Linked DNA regions of Homo sapiens: region 1 is linked to region 2. The links are chromatin loops, found by intact Hi-C in ENCODE. Cell type or tissue: chondrocyte. All regions are shown on one strand.

Region 1 (8,000 bases), 830 kb before region 2:
TTTCTTTCTTCTTTTCTGAGATGGAGTTTTGCTCTGTCACCCAGGTTGGAGTGCAATGGCACAATCTCAGCTCACTTCAACCTCTGCCTCCTGGGTTCAAGCAATTCCCCTGCCTCAGCCTCCTGAATAGCTGGGACCACAGAAACATGCCACCATGCCTGGCTAATTTTTGTATTTTTAGTAGAGATGGGATTTCACCGTGTTGGCCAGGCTGTTCTCAAACTCCTGACCTCAGGTGAACTGCCTGCCTCAGCCTTCTAAAGTGCTGGGATTACAGGCGTGAGCCACTGCACTGGGCCCAAAGAGTCCTGACTCATAAGCTTGAGCTGGAATGTGAGACAGTGAAATTGCTCCCGCTCTGGGATGGAAAGAGTAGCTAAAACAGGAAACCAAGCAGGCTGTAATGGAAATGCTCTGACTTGACTTGGCAATTTGTTGGCACATACAATTGGTAGAAAAATCACTTAAAGATCTGCTGTTGAAACAAACTAGAGTTGGCTCAGAGCCAGGTACCATAACATAAGAATCAGGTAGGCTGAGCATTGTGGCATATGCCTGTAATCCCAGCACTTCGAGAGGCCAAGGCAGGAGGATCACTTGAGGCCAGGAGTTCAAGACCAGCCTGGGCAACATCGTGAGGCCCTGTCTCTACAAAAAATAATTTAAATAAGTTAGTGAGGCATGGTGGTGCACAAATGTAGTCTCAGCTACTTGGGAAGCTGAGGTGGGAGAATCACTTGAGCCCAGGAGGTCAAGGTTGCAGTGAGCTACAATTGGGCCACTGCACTCCAGCCTGGGTGATAGGGCAAGATCCTATTTCAAAAAAAAAGAATCTGATGGACTTAGGGGGTTTATGGGGTGGCATAGCAAGACAGTCAGTGCCCCACCCAAATCCTCACGCACTCACTGTCCCTTTTCATGCTGACTGCATCCTGCTGTGAGCAGCTGCATCTGTCAGCCCGAATACTTTCTCTTAGACTGTGAGTGCTGGGGAGCTAATGTCCTGGAAGCAGCCATTGACAACACAGATGGGCAATGAAAGATAAACACCCCACTCCTTGTTCCTCAGCAGGGAAGGATCACCCTGAGAGTGTTTATTTTATTTTTATTTATTTATTTTTTAGACAAGGTCTTTCTCTGTGGCCCAGGCTGGAGTACGGTGGTGCAATCACAGCTCATTGCAATCTTGACCTCCTGGGCTCAAGCGATCCTCCCACCTCAGCCTCTAGAGTAGACGGGACTACAGGTGAGTGCCACTGCACTAGCCTTATTTCTTCATTTTCTTTTGGTAGAGATGAGGGCTCTCTATGTTGCCCAAGCTAGACTTGAACTCCTGGACTCAAGGGATCCGCCCGTTTAGGCTTCCCCAAGTGCTGGGATTACAAGCGTGAGCCATCACACTTAGCTTGAGAGTGTTTTTTTTTTTTTTTCTTGAGACAGAGTCCCGCACTGTTGCCCTGGCTGGAGTGCAATGGTGCAATCTCTGCTCACTGCAACCTCTGTCTCCCAGGTTCAAGTGAGTCTCCTGCCTCAGCCTCCTGAGTAGCTGGGACTACAGGCACACGCCACCACGCCTGGCTAAATTTTCGTATTTTTAGTAGAGATGGGGTTTCACTATGTTGACCAGGCTGGTCTCAAACTCCTGACCTTGTGATCCGCCCGCCTCGGCCTCCCAAAGTCCTGGGATTACAGGCATGAGAGAGTGTCCTAAACTGTCTCAGATGTACCCAGTGGGATCAGCCCCGGTTCCCCACAGCAGTAACCTACTTAGTCAAATGCCCTTTCATTGTGTCTTTCCCTCCCGTCTTACTTCCTGTTAGGGACTGAACTGTGTGCTCCCCTCCCAATTCACATGTTGAAGTCTCAACCCCCAGTGCTTCAGAACGTGACTGCATTTGGAAATAGGGCTTTTCAAGAGGTTAATAAGCTAAAATGAGGCTGTAAGGGTGGGCCCTAATCCAATCCGACGGTTGTACTTAACAGAGGAGATTAGGACACCGAGAGACACCAGGCATCTGCTGCACAGACAGACAACCATGTGAAAAGGCAGCAGGAGGTCAGCCACCTGCAGCCAAGGAGAGAGGCCTCTGAGGAAACCAACCCTGCCAGCACTTTGATCTTGAACTTCCAGCCTCCAGAACTGTGAGAAAGTATATTCCTGTTGTTTAAGCCACCCAGTCTATGGCATTTTGTTTTGGCAGCTTTAGCAGACTAATATACTTCCCCATTCCCCCACAGTGCTTCCTGGGGTCAATTCTCAGATAAATGATTTGCACTTTAATCCTTATCTCAGGGGCCAGGTGGGAGGGGGCTCACGCCTGTAATCCCAGCACTTTGGGAAGCCGAGGTGGGCAGATCACCTGAGGTCAGGAGTTCAAGAGCAGCCTGACCAACATAGTGAAACATCGTCTCCACTAACTTTACAAAATGTAGCTGGGTGGGGCGGCACATTGCTGTAGTCCCAGCTACTCAGGAGGCTGAGGCAGGAGAATCCCTTGAACCCGGGAGGTGGAGGTTGCAGTGAACTGAGATCGTGCCACTGCACTACAGCCTGGGTGACAGAGTGACTTCGTCTAAAAAAAAAAAAATTATCTCAGGAAACCAACTCGCAGACCAACAACGCATATGTAAGTACATGGAACCACATGGAACTTTGTAGATCAAACAACAGTGCCCAGAAGTCAGGGACAAAGTATTATAGTGCAGTGGTTAAAAGTGTGAGATTGCGTGGTGATTTGTGCCTATAGTTCCAGCTACGTGAGAGGCTGAGACAGGAGGATTGGTTGAGGCCAAGAGTCTGAGGCTGCAGTGAGCTATGATTGTGCCACTGCACTCTAGTCTCGGCAACAGAGCAAGATCCCGTCCTTAAGATAAAAATTAAGGGAAAAGAAAAGAGGGCTCAGTGACTCATGCCTGTGATCCTAGCACTTTGGAAGGCCAAGATGGGAGGGTTGTTTGAGCCCAGGAGTTCAAGATCAGCCTGGGCAACACAGTGAAACCCCATCTTTACAAAACATTTTTAAAAAATGAAAAATAAAAAAAATTAGCCAGGCGTGGTGTGCGCCTATAGTCTCAACTTCTTGGAAGGCTGAGGTGGGTGGATTGCTTGAGCCTGGGAGATTGAGGCTGCAGTGAGTCATAATCGTGCCACTGCACTCCAGCTTGGGTGACAGAGCAAGACCTTGTCTCATTAAAAAAAAAAAAAAAAGAAAAGAAAAGGGAAAAAAAGGTGAAATTTGGAGTCAGGCAGAACTGGACTCAGGCTCTGGATCTGTGGATAGAGTAAAAGAAAATTAAGCCCTAGTATCCCCATCTTTGCTGAATTTCTAGTCCAGGTAAGAAGACCAGGCCAGGTGCAGTGGCTCACAACTGTAATCCCAGTACTTTGGGACACCTGAGGCAGGTGGATCACTTGAGGTCAGGAGATTGAGACCAGCCTGGCCAACATGGTGAAATCCCGTCTAATAAAAATTAGCCAGGCATGGTGGTGGGTGCCTGTAGTCTCAGCTACTTGGGAGGCTGAGGCACGAGAATCGCTTGAACCCAGGAGACAGAGGTTGCAGTGAGCTGAGATCACACCACAGCACTCCAGCTTGGGTGACACAGCAAGAGTCTGTCTCAAAAAAACCAAAAACACAAACAAAAAAACAACAACAAGCAAATAAACCAAAAACTAGCCACCCAGAAAATCAGCTGGCATTCCTAGTGTCATAGCAAAAAGATCATTTGCCTGGGCAACGGGGACCTCAGTTCTGGTAGCAACTGATTAATCTCCAAGCCTTTTGCGGGCAGGGTAGGGATCTTGTGTGTTTTGCTTTCCATTTATTTCCAGTGTCCAGCACTATGCTGAAGACTGAGTGATAAATTAGCATTGAATGAAGGACGGAGTATGACTTTGGGCTAGGCTGTTGAGCACTGCAGCTTCTAGGTGTAAGAAGTGGGTGTAATAACCTTTGTCACAGGATGTGTGTGTTGTTTCAATGATGTAAGGGAAGGGCTTTATCCACTGGGTCACCTGTCTGGATGCAACGTGATGGTTTTCTCCAGCCAGGCGCTGTGCCTTGTGGATAAACAAGAAGGCTCTGAGGCCAGACAGGCTTGGGAGACCCCAACCCTGCCACTTACAATCTGTGTGGACTTCAATGAGGTGCTTAAATTCAACATCTAGTAAGCTGTCAATAACAGCTACTCAATAAAGCGTCCTGCCAGGGCGGGGACTTCGCTTTGCCACATTTGAGCATCTCCCGCCAGCTTTGTACTGTTTTCTGTTTGCCCACTAGAGGTCAGGCTAACCCCAAAGTTCAAAGCTCCTAAACCCAGCCCAAAACACCATTTCTAAAGTGTCCAGGCAGGGCGCGGTGGCTCACGCCTGTAATCTCTGCACTTTGGGAAGCTGAGGCGGGAAGATCACTGGAGCCCAGGAGTTCCAGACCAGCCTGAGCAACAAAGTGAGAGCTCCAAAATACGAAAAAATTAGCCAGCAGTTGTGACGAGGGCCTATTGTCCCAGCTATTTGGGAGGCTAAGCTGGGAGGATTGCTTGAGCCCTGGAGGTTTAGGCTGGCTGCAGTGAGCTATGATTGTGCTGTTTCACTCCAGCCTGGGAAACAGAGCGAGACCCAGCCTGAAAAAAGTGTCGGGAGGGGAAGATGACTTAACCTGTGAAACCGCGCTGGTCATACAAACACATTTTCCAAGGTTGCTCTCTGTCCTTCTCAACCAACCCTCGGATTTTATCACTAGACTAAGAGAATGGAGATTTGTATGGAGGGCAAATTTATTGAGTTACTTCTGAGAAATCATCAGGGAACAAAGGACACAAAAGAAAGCGAAAGCTGGAGGTAATAATAACAATTTCCGAGTATTGACGATGTATTGGGAACTTAAATAATTTTACACTTATTAACTGATTTCATGATTGTAACACTCTATGGGGTAGGTATAGTTTCATGTTACAGATGAAAAGCCGGCACGGAGATGTAGCACTGGGCTCTTAATCACAGTGTGATGCTGAGATTGGCAAGAGCCTGACTGCCATTAGGAACCAGCTGATATATTTCAGGCCTGGGATCTATGAAATACAAAAGGCTTTGAGCATTTCCCAGGTGCAGATATTTTTGTTGTTGTTGTTTGTTGTTTTGAGATGGAGTCTTGCTCTGTTGCCCAGGCTGGAGTGCAGTGGGGTGCTCTTGACTCACTGTAACCTCCACCTCCTGGGTTCAGGTGATTCTCCTGCCTCAGCCTCCTTAGTAGCTAGGACTGTAGGTAGGTGCAACCATGCCCGGCTAATTTTTGTGTTTTTAGTAGAGACAAGATTTTGCCACGTTGGACACACTGGTCTTGAAGTCCTGCCCTCAGGTGATCTGCCTGCCTCGGCCTCCCAAAGTGCTGAGATTACAGGTGTGAGCCACCGTGCCCGGCCCCCAGGTGCGGATGTTTTTGGTCTTTGAGACACATCTTTTGGGTTCGTTGAACCAGGGAGAAAACTCTCCACCTCCCTCCTTCATTTATCTCTGTCTGTGGCTCTTTGGGGGTCACACAGACATGGGTTCAAATCTTGGCACTGCTGTTTGCCAGCCGTGTGGCCTGGGTAAGTATGTACTTTGCTGAGCCTCAGTTTCTTCTACTGTAAAATGTAGAATTTTTCTCACAGGCCACTCTCCAATCTCTCTGACTCCTCTTCTGTCTCCTCTGGAATGTGAGTTCCTGGAGGAAAGTTTCCTTCTTGGCCAGGCATAGTGGCTCACGCCTGTCATCCTATCACTTTGGGAGGCTGAGGTGGAGGATCACTTGAGCCCAGGAGTTCGAGACCAGCCTGGGCAACATAGTGAAGCCCTGTATCTGCAAAAATTAAAAAATTAGCCATATGAGGTGGCATGCATGTGTAGTCCCAGCTACTCAGGAGGCTGAGGCAGGAGGCTGACTGAGCCCAGGAGTTTAAGCCTGCAGTAAGTTATGATTGTATCGCTGCACTCCAGCCTGGGAGACTCTGTCTGGAAAGAAAAAGAAAGAAGGAAGGAAGGAAGGAAGGAAGGAAAGAAAGGAGGGAGGGAGGGAGGGAGGGAGGGAAGGAGGGAAGGAAGGAAGGAAGGAATTTCTAATGTCCAGAACAGCCTGGCATATGTTAGATGCTTAAGAAATAAATGCTGATGGCTGCCTGATGCTTCCCACTGAATGTCCCTTAAAGTGTAAGTCTATATTCCCATTGAAAGTGCAGAACTTCAATCATTTGCTAATGACTGTCAAGCAGCCATTCATTCATGGATGCATGCGTTCATTGCTGAACACTTGTGCATTAGAGGCTGGGCATGGTGACTCACACCTGTTATCCCAGCAGTTTGGGAGGCTGAAGCAGGCTGATCATTTGAGGTCAGGAGTTCCAGACCAGCCTGGCCAACATGGCAAAACCCCGTCTCTACTAAAAATACAAAAATTAGCTGGGCATGCTGGTGCATGCCTGTAATCCCAGCTACTTGGGAGGCTGAGGTAGGAGATTCACTTGAACCTGGGAGGTGGAGGTTGCAGTAAGCTGAGATTGCACCACTGTACTCTAGCCTGGGTGACAGAGCTAAACTCCGTCTCAAAAAAAAAAAAAAAAAAAAAAGTAGGAGCCTGCTCTCAAGAACTTCAAGTCCAGCATGAGACAAGCTGGCCATTATGGAGTTCCAGCCTCAACAGTCCCACCCTTGGCTGGCCCCACCATCCATGTGCGTTTTCTGTGTATTTGATCCTTGCCCACTTAGAAGTGGAACTCGCTGGGCCAGGTGCAGTGGCTCACGCCTGTAATCCCAGCTCTTTGGGAGGCCGAGGCGGGCGGAACACAAGGTCAGGAGATTGAGACCATCCTGGCCAACGTGGTGAAATCCCATCTCTACTGAAAATAAAAAAAATTAGCTGGGCGTGGTGATGGGTGCCTATAGTCCCAGCTACTTGGGAGGCTGAGGCAGGAGAATGGCATGAACCTGGGAGGCAGAGTTTGCAGTGAGCCGAGGTTGCGCCACTGCACTCCAGCCTGGGTGACAGAGTGAGACTCCATCTCAGAAAAAAAAAGAAGTGGAACTCGCTGTGGCCATGCCATGCTCTTCTCTTTTGCTCTTCTGGATTGCTTGAGCCCAGGAGGTTGAGTTCAGTCTGGGTAATATAGGGAGACCCCATCTCTTAATAAACAAAAAACACCAGCCTGGGCAACATGGTAAAACCCTGTCTCTACTAAAAATACAAAAATTAGCTGGGCACAGTGGTGTACGCTTGTAGTCTCAGCTGCTGGGGAGGCTGAGGCAAAAGAATCACTTGAACCCAGGAGGCAGAGGTTGCAGTGAGCCGAGATCAAGCCACTGCACTGCAGCCTGGGAGGTCTGGGTCACATTCTTGGACAGACTGAGGATCAGGTGCTGTATTAGTCCATTATCACACTGCCATTAAAAAAAAAACTGAAACTGAGTAATTTATAAAGAAAAGAGTTTTAATTGTCTCATGGTTCTGCAGGCTCTACAAGAAGCATGGCTGGGGAGGCCTCAGGAAACTTACAGTCATGGAAGAAGGGGAAGCAGGCACATCTTACATGGCTGGTGTAGGAGGAGGAGAGAGAGGTGGGAGGTGATACACTTTAAACAACCAGATTTCATGCTGGGTGCGGTGGCTCATGCCTATAATCCCAGCACTTTGGGAGGCCAAGGCAGGCGGATCACCTGAAGTCAGGAGTTCAAGACCAGCCTGGCCAACATGGTGAAATGTTGTCTCTACAAAAATACAGACACACACAAAAATTAGCTGGATGTAGTGGTGGATGCCTGTAATCCCTGCTACTCAGGAGGCTGAGGCAAGAGAATCGCTTGAACCCAGGAGGCAGAGGTTGCAGTGAGCTGAGATCATGCCACTGCACTCTAGCCTGGGCGACAGAGCAAGACTCCGTCTCAACAAAACAAAACAAAAAACAAAACCAAAATAAACAACCAGATCTCATGAGCACTCACGAGCAGCACCAAGGGGGAAATCCACCCC
Region 2 (8,000 bases):
CTCCTGGCTTCACACAAGGACACTACACTTCAAACTGGCTGTGTGCTAGGCTTCTGCAGGAACCAGCTATTCCTTTAAATGTATTTCTGTTGGTGGTTGTGAAAATGCACACCATGGCCGGGCGCGGTGGCTCACGCCTGTAATCTCAGCACTTAGGGAGTCCGAAGCAGGTGGATCACAAGGTCAGGAGATCGAGACCATCCTGGCTAACACGGTCAAACCCTGTCTCTACCACAAATACAGAAAAAAGAAGCCGGGCATGGTGGCTGGTGCCTGTAGTTCCAGCTACTCAGGAGGCTGAGGCGGGAGAATGCCATGAACCTGGGAGGCAGAGCTTGCAGTGAGCCGAGATTGTACCACTGCATTCCAGCCTGGGCGACAGAGCGAGACTCCATCTCAAAAAAAAAAAAAAAAAAAAAAAGAAAATGCACACAACTATGCCATTAGGAAGCCCTGGGATTCACAGTGATTCATAATTCTGAGAGCACTCACCACATGCAAGGCACTCTGTGAGGTGCTCCAAGGCAGGAACTCCACTTTATATATGGAAACTATGGTTCAGAAGATGCAGGCCAGGCTGGGTATGGTGGCTCACGCCTGTAATCCCAGCACTTTGGGAGGCCAAGGCGGGTGGATCACCTGAGGTCAGGAGTTCGAGACCAGCCTGGCCAACATGGTGAAACCCCGTCTCTACTAAAAATACAAAAAAAAAAAAAAAAAGCCAGGCGAGGTGGTGGGTGCCTGTAATCCCAGCTACTTGGGAGGCTGAGGCAGGAGAATCGCTTGAACCTGGGAGGTGGAGGTTGCAGTGAGTCAAGATCATGCCACTGCACTGGGCAACAAGAGCAAAACTCCACCTCAAATAAAAAAAAAAAAAAAAAAGATGCAGGCCATTTGCCCAATGTGATCTCGCTAAGTGGCAGAATCCATTTGAATTAAGATAAACCATTTCTAAAGATTAAGCACTTTTGCCTCCTACTCCTTCCTACCTCCTTTGTTTTTTGCTTTTTACACAACTTTTGGGTTACCCAATCTCTTGAGAATCTGCCAACTCTCTCCCCCTAGAAAAAATGCTTATGTGCACATACATGTCAAGTTCTGTATGCAATTTCAGACACAGGCCCTCTCAAGCTCTGTGGCTACCTTAGAGGTGGGATAGACCTATTTCTGGTCCTAGGATATTGCTGGGCTCCATAAACAGCTTCTGGGGAAAACAAAATAAATGTAAACTTAAAGCATCATTAGTCACCTTGGGAATACTGTATTCATTCTTCTTGATCCGGAGGTAGGTCTCTTTTAGGCAAGAAGTCTCAAAAGGTGGTTTGCCCACTAACAAGGTATACCTGTAAGCACAAGGTAGGATTTGGCACCAGTCTCCCAGCCACAACCCAGACATGAGAGAAATCATCTCAGGGTCAGAACAAAGGTCAGGCATCCTCTGGACACTCACTCTAACTCTGGGGCCCCTGAAGACAATCCCTAAGTCCACTGAGCAGCCCCAGAAGCCATGACATTGGCTAGAATAAGCCCTCAGCAGAATACACATGGTGAGACCAGGATTCTTAAGGGCCAGTGATTTTTTAGCTATAGCCTGTGGTCATCTAGGACTCTGTGCAAGGGCCTCAGATGCTGCCTGTCATGCAAAACAGGTCAAAGGGCTACCTGCGCTTACAGAAGCAGCTCCACCTTTAGCAGTTCTGTACTTAAGTCTTCAAGTTTTCATTTGAAAAAACCCCACTGCAAAGACGTATGAAAGCCATTGCTACAACTCATTTCTAACTCTCCAGTACCTAGGCCCAAAACAAGAAAGATAACACCTGAAAAGGCCCAAGCCTCTGCCTGCCACCAACCGCTGCTGATGGTCTTAATCCAGACAGACCACTGGCACATCATCTTTCCATCTGTAACTCCTGGCCTAATTTCCCCCACCATGCTAATGCTCATCGGTGTTTAAGACCTTATTGTGCAAGGGAATCACCAAGGGACCTTGTTAAAAATCCAGATTCTGATCCAGTAAGTAGTCTGGGTCCTGAGATTGTGTATACAAGTTCCCAGATGATGGTGATGCTGCCCTGTGGACAACTCTAGCAAAGGACTACAGTAAGGTTGTGGAGACTCTCCCTCCTCCTCCTCCGCTGTACCCATGACCTAGGCTGCAGAAATCCGACAGGATACACCAGTGACAGGGAAAGATATGACAATTAGGCTTTGTTTGGGGATGACTTGTCCCTTGGAGTAGGCTTTCTGTAAAGCAGGCCGAAAGGTCCACAGAAAAGGTCAGCCAGGTAGGATGTCCCAAAGTTGCCCCTGCTGAGACCAGGTTGGTCCAGAGACAACTCCCAACTTACATGATACACCCAATGGACCACACATCCACCTCGAAACTGTGCCCTTTCTTGCTCAGCACCTCGGGAGCTATGTAATTAGGAGTCCCACACAGGGTCTTCTTCCTCTCCCCGTCATATTCGACTTTGGTTGCCAGTCCAAAATCCCCTGGGACAGAGGGAGGAAGAGTTGGTACTTAGATGCCAGCCTCTGACATCTGTCAATGCAGAAGGCTAGTTAAGGTTTGACCATCCAGAACCAGGGCCATCTGATCCCACAAGCCTCTGCTCCTTGTATGTAGCAAGGCTTGCCCAGGAATCTTCCTCCCATGCTGACACCAGGGAGGTGCCTCCAGTGACACTTCTCACCCCTCCTTTTAGAAAGGGGCTATGCTTTGAAACAGGAACTGACAGGGATAGTAAAACTCCAATGCCTTCAAGGATCAAGCAAGTTAACCTCCAAGACTTGGCAAGTCTGTGAAGAATAGGGAGGAGTAGAGACTGTGGCAAAGAAGTCTGAAGGGGACAGCTGTTTTCCAGCCCAGCAAAGGGCTGCCCTAAGAAAATGCTGTCCTCGTATTACTGAAGCTTTCACCTGTTTAAAAGGAGTTCTGAATCAAACTTTTTGTTCAATCAAACCTTCCAATTTAAAAAATAAAAACAAATTCAAATTCTTTGTAAAAAAAAAATATTGCATTGGGGCACAAAAAAATAATGCATCTGTAGGCAAGATACTGACTTGTGGGTTGTCTCCTTCCTTTCTCCCAGCCTCCTCCAAATTCCAGCCTCTTGTAGTGATGTCAAGCACCCCTGCAGGCTCAGCAACTCACCTATTTTCACCTCCAGATCTTCATTCAGGAAAAGGTTGCCCAGCTTGAGGTCTCGATGAATAACTCGGTTTCGGTGCAGGTACTGGCAGCCAAGCACAATTTGCCGTAGGTAGTATCGGGCCTCAGGCTCAGTCAGGGCTTTCCTCCTCTTGTGCAGCTCCAGGAGAGACTGTGGGTGGGAAGGAGAGGGCAGGAGGGATGGGGAGGTGGATTGAGGCCGGTGGGGAAGGGAGAGGGTTACCAGGCAAAGGAAGCACAGGACTGGACTCTGGACTCCCAAGGGATGAAAGAGGGGTCTTGGTGGGTTTCTCTCCTTCCCTATGCCCCCACCCCATTCCTTCTCCAGCACAGCGGCATCTGGACCCTGCCTTAACACTGTCCACAACCATTCGCAGCACCCCTTCTCCTACTAGCTTCCCCCCTTACCTGGGGGTCCTCTCTCAGCCCCACTCCGGAAGCTCCGAGTCCCCAGCACCAGATCCCTTTCCTGACTCGTATCTCCCCCGGAAGGCCCGAAGTCTGGCTCCAACTACCCCCCCACTGACCCAGCTCCACCCCAGAAGCTCCCAGGGCGCGGCATCACTAACCTGGGACTCCTCCCTGGGTACTCCAGGGCCCTAGCGTCCATTACCAGCACCCCTCCCCCCAGCACCTCGCGTCCAGAAGCTGACTTCCCTATCAGCAACATGACTCAGACTCCACTTCACTGGAACCCCCTCCTCTAGCAGCTCCCAGAGCCAAGAAGCCCTTACCAAAGACACTTTCCATACGTAAGCGGGAGGCTCCCAGCACCCTTCTCTAGCAGCTCCAAGTCCCAGGCTCTCCCTTGCTGGGTACTCTTTCCAGCAGCTCCAGGTCTGGGCGCTCCAACTGCCCCGCAGGCAGTTCCAGTTCCCCAGCAGCGACACTCACCCTCCGGCGGCAGAGCTCCAACACCACGAACACGAAGTCGTTGTCCTCGAAAAAGCCGTGGAATCCTACGACGTGCTGGTGGGCGAGGCTGCGGTGAATGGATATTTCCATGGACATCTTCTCCCTCTGGTGCGGCTTGAGCAGCAGAGACTTAGGCACAATCTTGCCCGCGAACACCTCCTTGGTGTCCGCGTCCGAGATCTCGAAGCACTTGGCAAAGCCGCCCTTGCCCAAAAAGCGGCCCCGCACATAGCGCCGCCGGCTGCGTGGGTCCACTAGGACCTCCGGGATCTCTTTCGCCGGTGGAGCCGCCGCCGGAGCTCCGGGAGCTGCAACTCCGGGGACCCCGGCTTTCCCAGGGTCGGCCGGTGCCCGTGCCAGCTTCCCTGCAGTCACTGCAGCACTCATGCTCCCGAAGCTGCGCTGCAGACCTCGATCCGAGCAGAGCCTCCGCACCGCTCCGCTCCTCCCCGAATTCAAACGCGGCGCTGGGAACGTTACAAAAGCCTGCGCGCCACTGATTGGCCGCGGGGATTTAAAATCCAAACCCGCCCGCCGCGCGGCACCATGGGAGCGCCCTGCGCAGCAGCAGCCTTTAAACCCGGACCCAGCCGGGGAAAACCTGATTGACACGGACGCCCGAACACGTGGGATAGCCTGGGAAACCAAACCCGGCGTGGATGCGGAGACCCAGCCCCGAGAGAGGAGGAATTCCTTCGGGGTTTCTCCCTTTCTCGGGCGTCCGGGAAAGCTCCTGCGGTTCACTTGCGCCTCCTCCAGGAAGCTTTTACTTAAATCTTCCTCTACCTCGGGGCCAGGGAACAGTAGCATCGCCATCACCTGAGAGCTTGTTAGAACCGCAAAGGCAAACGTTCAGGCCCTACCCCAGACCTCCCGAGTCAGTGTCCGCCTCTCAACAAGACTGCTCAGGTGATTCCTACACATCCTGAAGTTGGAGAAGCACAGTACCAGAGCCCCCCATGATGCAACGAAGCTGTCTGGCCTCCTCGCTACTGAATTTCCCAGGGCCTAAAATAGTGGACACTCAGTTTCTTGGTCAGAGGGAGGGAAGGTTGGAAGAATGCCTAGCAAACTGGCAGGTCATAGCCAAATGTGTCTTGCGGGGTTTTGTTTGGCCTCCCCCCACGCCTTTTTTTTGTGTGTGTGACGGAATCTTGCTCTGTCGCCCAGGCTGGAGTGCAGTGGCACGATCTCAGCTCACTGCAACCTCTGCTTCCCGGGTTCAAGCAATCCTCCCGCCTCGGCCTCCCTAGCAGCTGGAATTACAAGCATGCACCACCATGCCCGGCTAATTTTTGTAATTTTAGTAGAGAAGAGGTTTCACCATGTTGGCCAGGCTGGTCTTGAACTCCTGACCTCAAGTGATCTGCCCCTCGGCCTCCCAAATGCTGGGATTACAGGCGTGAGCCACCGCGCCCCGCCATTGTAAAACATTTACAGCATTTAAAAGAGGAGCTCATAAAAGTTGGGATTTGTGGCCTTTCCTGAAAAAAATCAGCTCTAGCTACTTACTCTGTGCCTACATGCTTTCAGTTTGCCACAGTTTACAGCTACACCCGTTTGTTCTGTAGGTACTTGAGTGGCAACCCTGGAACAGTAAAATACCCACGTTAAAAGCTCTTTCTCTGTGCCTCCTTAGCACCCTCTGATCCTTCATAGAGCCCAGCAAAAATCAACCATACTATAAGCATCCTTCACCTGCCTTGCAGCTAAGCTGAAGGACAATGAGGACAATGATGCCGTCCTTTCTACCCCATGTCCCAAGCTCCCAGAGCAGTGCTTGGTAAAAAAAAAAGGGTACTTACTAAAATGTTGGCTGAATAAAAGGAAGACTTTGAAAAATTAAGTTATTTTGTACCCCTATAGTGTGAATTCTTTTTATTGAAATTTAATACACTTACAGAAAAAAATGTACATATTATAATTGTTCATAGAGCTCAGTGAATTTTCACAAACTGAACAAATCTGTAAACCACACCCAGATTGAGAAAGGGAACATGACAAACACCCTGCAAGTCTCCCTTGTGCCCTGTGCTGGGGGGTGCCAACACCACCACCTCCTAGTCTGATGATGTACTAGGAGATTCACAGACTCAGCCTGTAGTCATACTCATGGCTATGTTTTACTACAGCGAAAGGCTAGGAAGCAAAATCAGCAAAGGAAAAAAGCGCATGGACAAAGTCCAGGGAAACCAGGTGTAAGCCTCCCACAGTCCTCTCCCAGCAGAGTCACATAGGACACAATTCCTCCAGCAATCAGTTGTGACAACCCATGTGCAATGTTGTATACAAGGGAAGCTCATTACAGACTCAGTGTTCAGGGTTCTCATTGGGAGCTGCTCACCTCATCCTCTGCCTAACACATATGAAAATCTGACTCCCAGAAGGAAAGCAGATGTTGGGCATAACCCACATTGTTTGTACGAACAGTTTAGGCACAGTGAGCCACTCTTATCATTTAGGGAGTAATGAGAACCCTCCTGAAATCCAAGCTTTCAGATGCCAGCCAAGGGCCAGCCTTGCAAACAGGCCTGCTTTCTCATCTCTTTTCACACAGTCCATCTCCTTATTGAGGCTTCTTTACAGCAAAATTATTATTAGTAGGACCACATGCAAAAGGGTGAGACCAACCTCAAATATGGACCTCAGTTCTTCCTGGTAGGGGTCCTGGACTTAACCAGCTAAAATAAATCCCATTAACCATAAAGTCTATCTTAGGAAGCCAGGTGGCTTCCTCCTTAATTCCTTTTTGTTGTTGTTGTTGAGATGGAGTCTTGCTCTGTCACCCAGGCTGGAGTGCAGTGGCGTGATCTTGGCTCACTGCAGCCTCCACCTCCTGGGTTCAAGCGATTCTCCTGCCTCAGCCTCCCGAGTAGCTGGGACTACAGGTGCACACCACCACACCCAGCTAATTTTTTTATTTTTGTAGGGACTACAGGTGCACACCACCACACCCAGCTAATTTTTTTATTTTTGTATTTTTACTTTTCACCATGTCGGTCAGGCTGGTCTCAAACTCCTGACCTCAGGTGATCTGCCCACCTCAGCCTCCCAAAGTGCCGGGATTACAGGCATGAGCCACCGTGCCCAGCCCTTAATTGCTGTCTGAACCTTTTTTTTTTTTTTCAACCTGACCTGAGGCATCAATTCAGGCACAGTATAACTCTGACCAGTAAGCGGAAGCTAACCCAAATGCTTTCCAGGGCTGAGGGGACATCATGAGAGTTGTGGTCATGTACAGAAGCACAGTCCCAGGGGCACAGGTGGTACCCCTGTAAACAAAGAATTTGCAATATTAGGGCACCTCAAGCAGGACATCCATTAGGCTGTACAGGTGAACAGACCTCCTACCAGGGGAACTCCTGCCCAAGTGTTTCCAGTCCCATCTGAAAAGTTCCCAGAGTCCTTGGCTTCCAAGGGACTGCCTGAAGGCAGTGAGTCCCAAACAGTTTTGCTTGTTCAGGATACAAGTTGATCCATCTCATGAGCATGGATGACATTTGTGGGAGATCTTCATGGAAAGCATAGAAGCTAGACCCACTCTGTTGTCAGTCTGAACTCAAAGCACTCACAGCACATGGAAAGGCAGCACTGGGAATTTTCCTTCAGCAAGAGGAGGCTTCCAGGGATCAAGCCTCCCCAGGTGCCAGGCTTTAATTATTTTCTCCAATATTACAAAAACAGTCGTGCCCTGTTCAGCAATCATAACATTGCATTTTTTCAACCATCTCTTACTCTCAGCTAGGCCTTTCCTCTGGAAGGGTTGTATGTAAGAGGCACAAAAGCATTTTTGTAGATAAACTTTTTTTTTTTTTTTTTTGAGATATGGTCTGGCTCTGTTGCCCAGGCTAGAGTGCGGTGGCACGATTTTGGCTCACTGCAACCTCCGCCTCCTGGGCTCAAGCCATCCTCC

The links. A loop is a pair of places that touch in the nucleus more often than their neighbours do. Peaks named below come from ENCODE experiments on the same cell type or tissue, not always from the same donor. Only the 100,000 strongest peaks of a DNase experiment are listed, where the experiment ranks them.
Region 1: it touches region 2 in a loop (2.9-fold over the local background); 4 of 110 quality-filtered maps call a loop at or near these places.

The regions. Positions count from the first base shown.
Region 1 is chr16:24,501,217-24,509,216 of GRCh38, reverse strand. No RefSeq gene overlaps it. Among named protein-coding and RNA genes, the nearest start is that of RBBP6, 34 kb to the left of the region's middle. In chondrocyte, CTCF peaks have their summits at 4,080 and 4,289 (motif pointing right); no DNase peak of the experiment used is centred here.
Region 2 is chr16:23,675,407-23,683,406 of GRCh38, reverse strand. DCTN5 (dynactin subunit 5) reads right to left here. Exons shown (of 6, transcript NM_032486.4): 6 at 5,935-8,000. It overlaps PLK1 (polo like kinase 1), which reads right to left and starts at 4,518. Exons shown (of 10, transcript NM_005030.6): 1 at 4,067-4,518; 2 at 3,155-3,323; 3 at 2,349-2,493; 4 at 1,250-1,343. The coding sequence starts at 4,474. In chondrocyte, CTCF peaks have their summits at 4,583 and 4,798; a DNase peak (open chromatin) is centred at 4,597.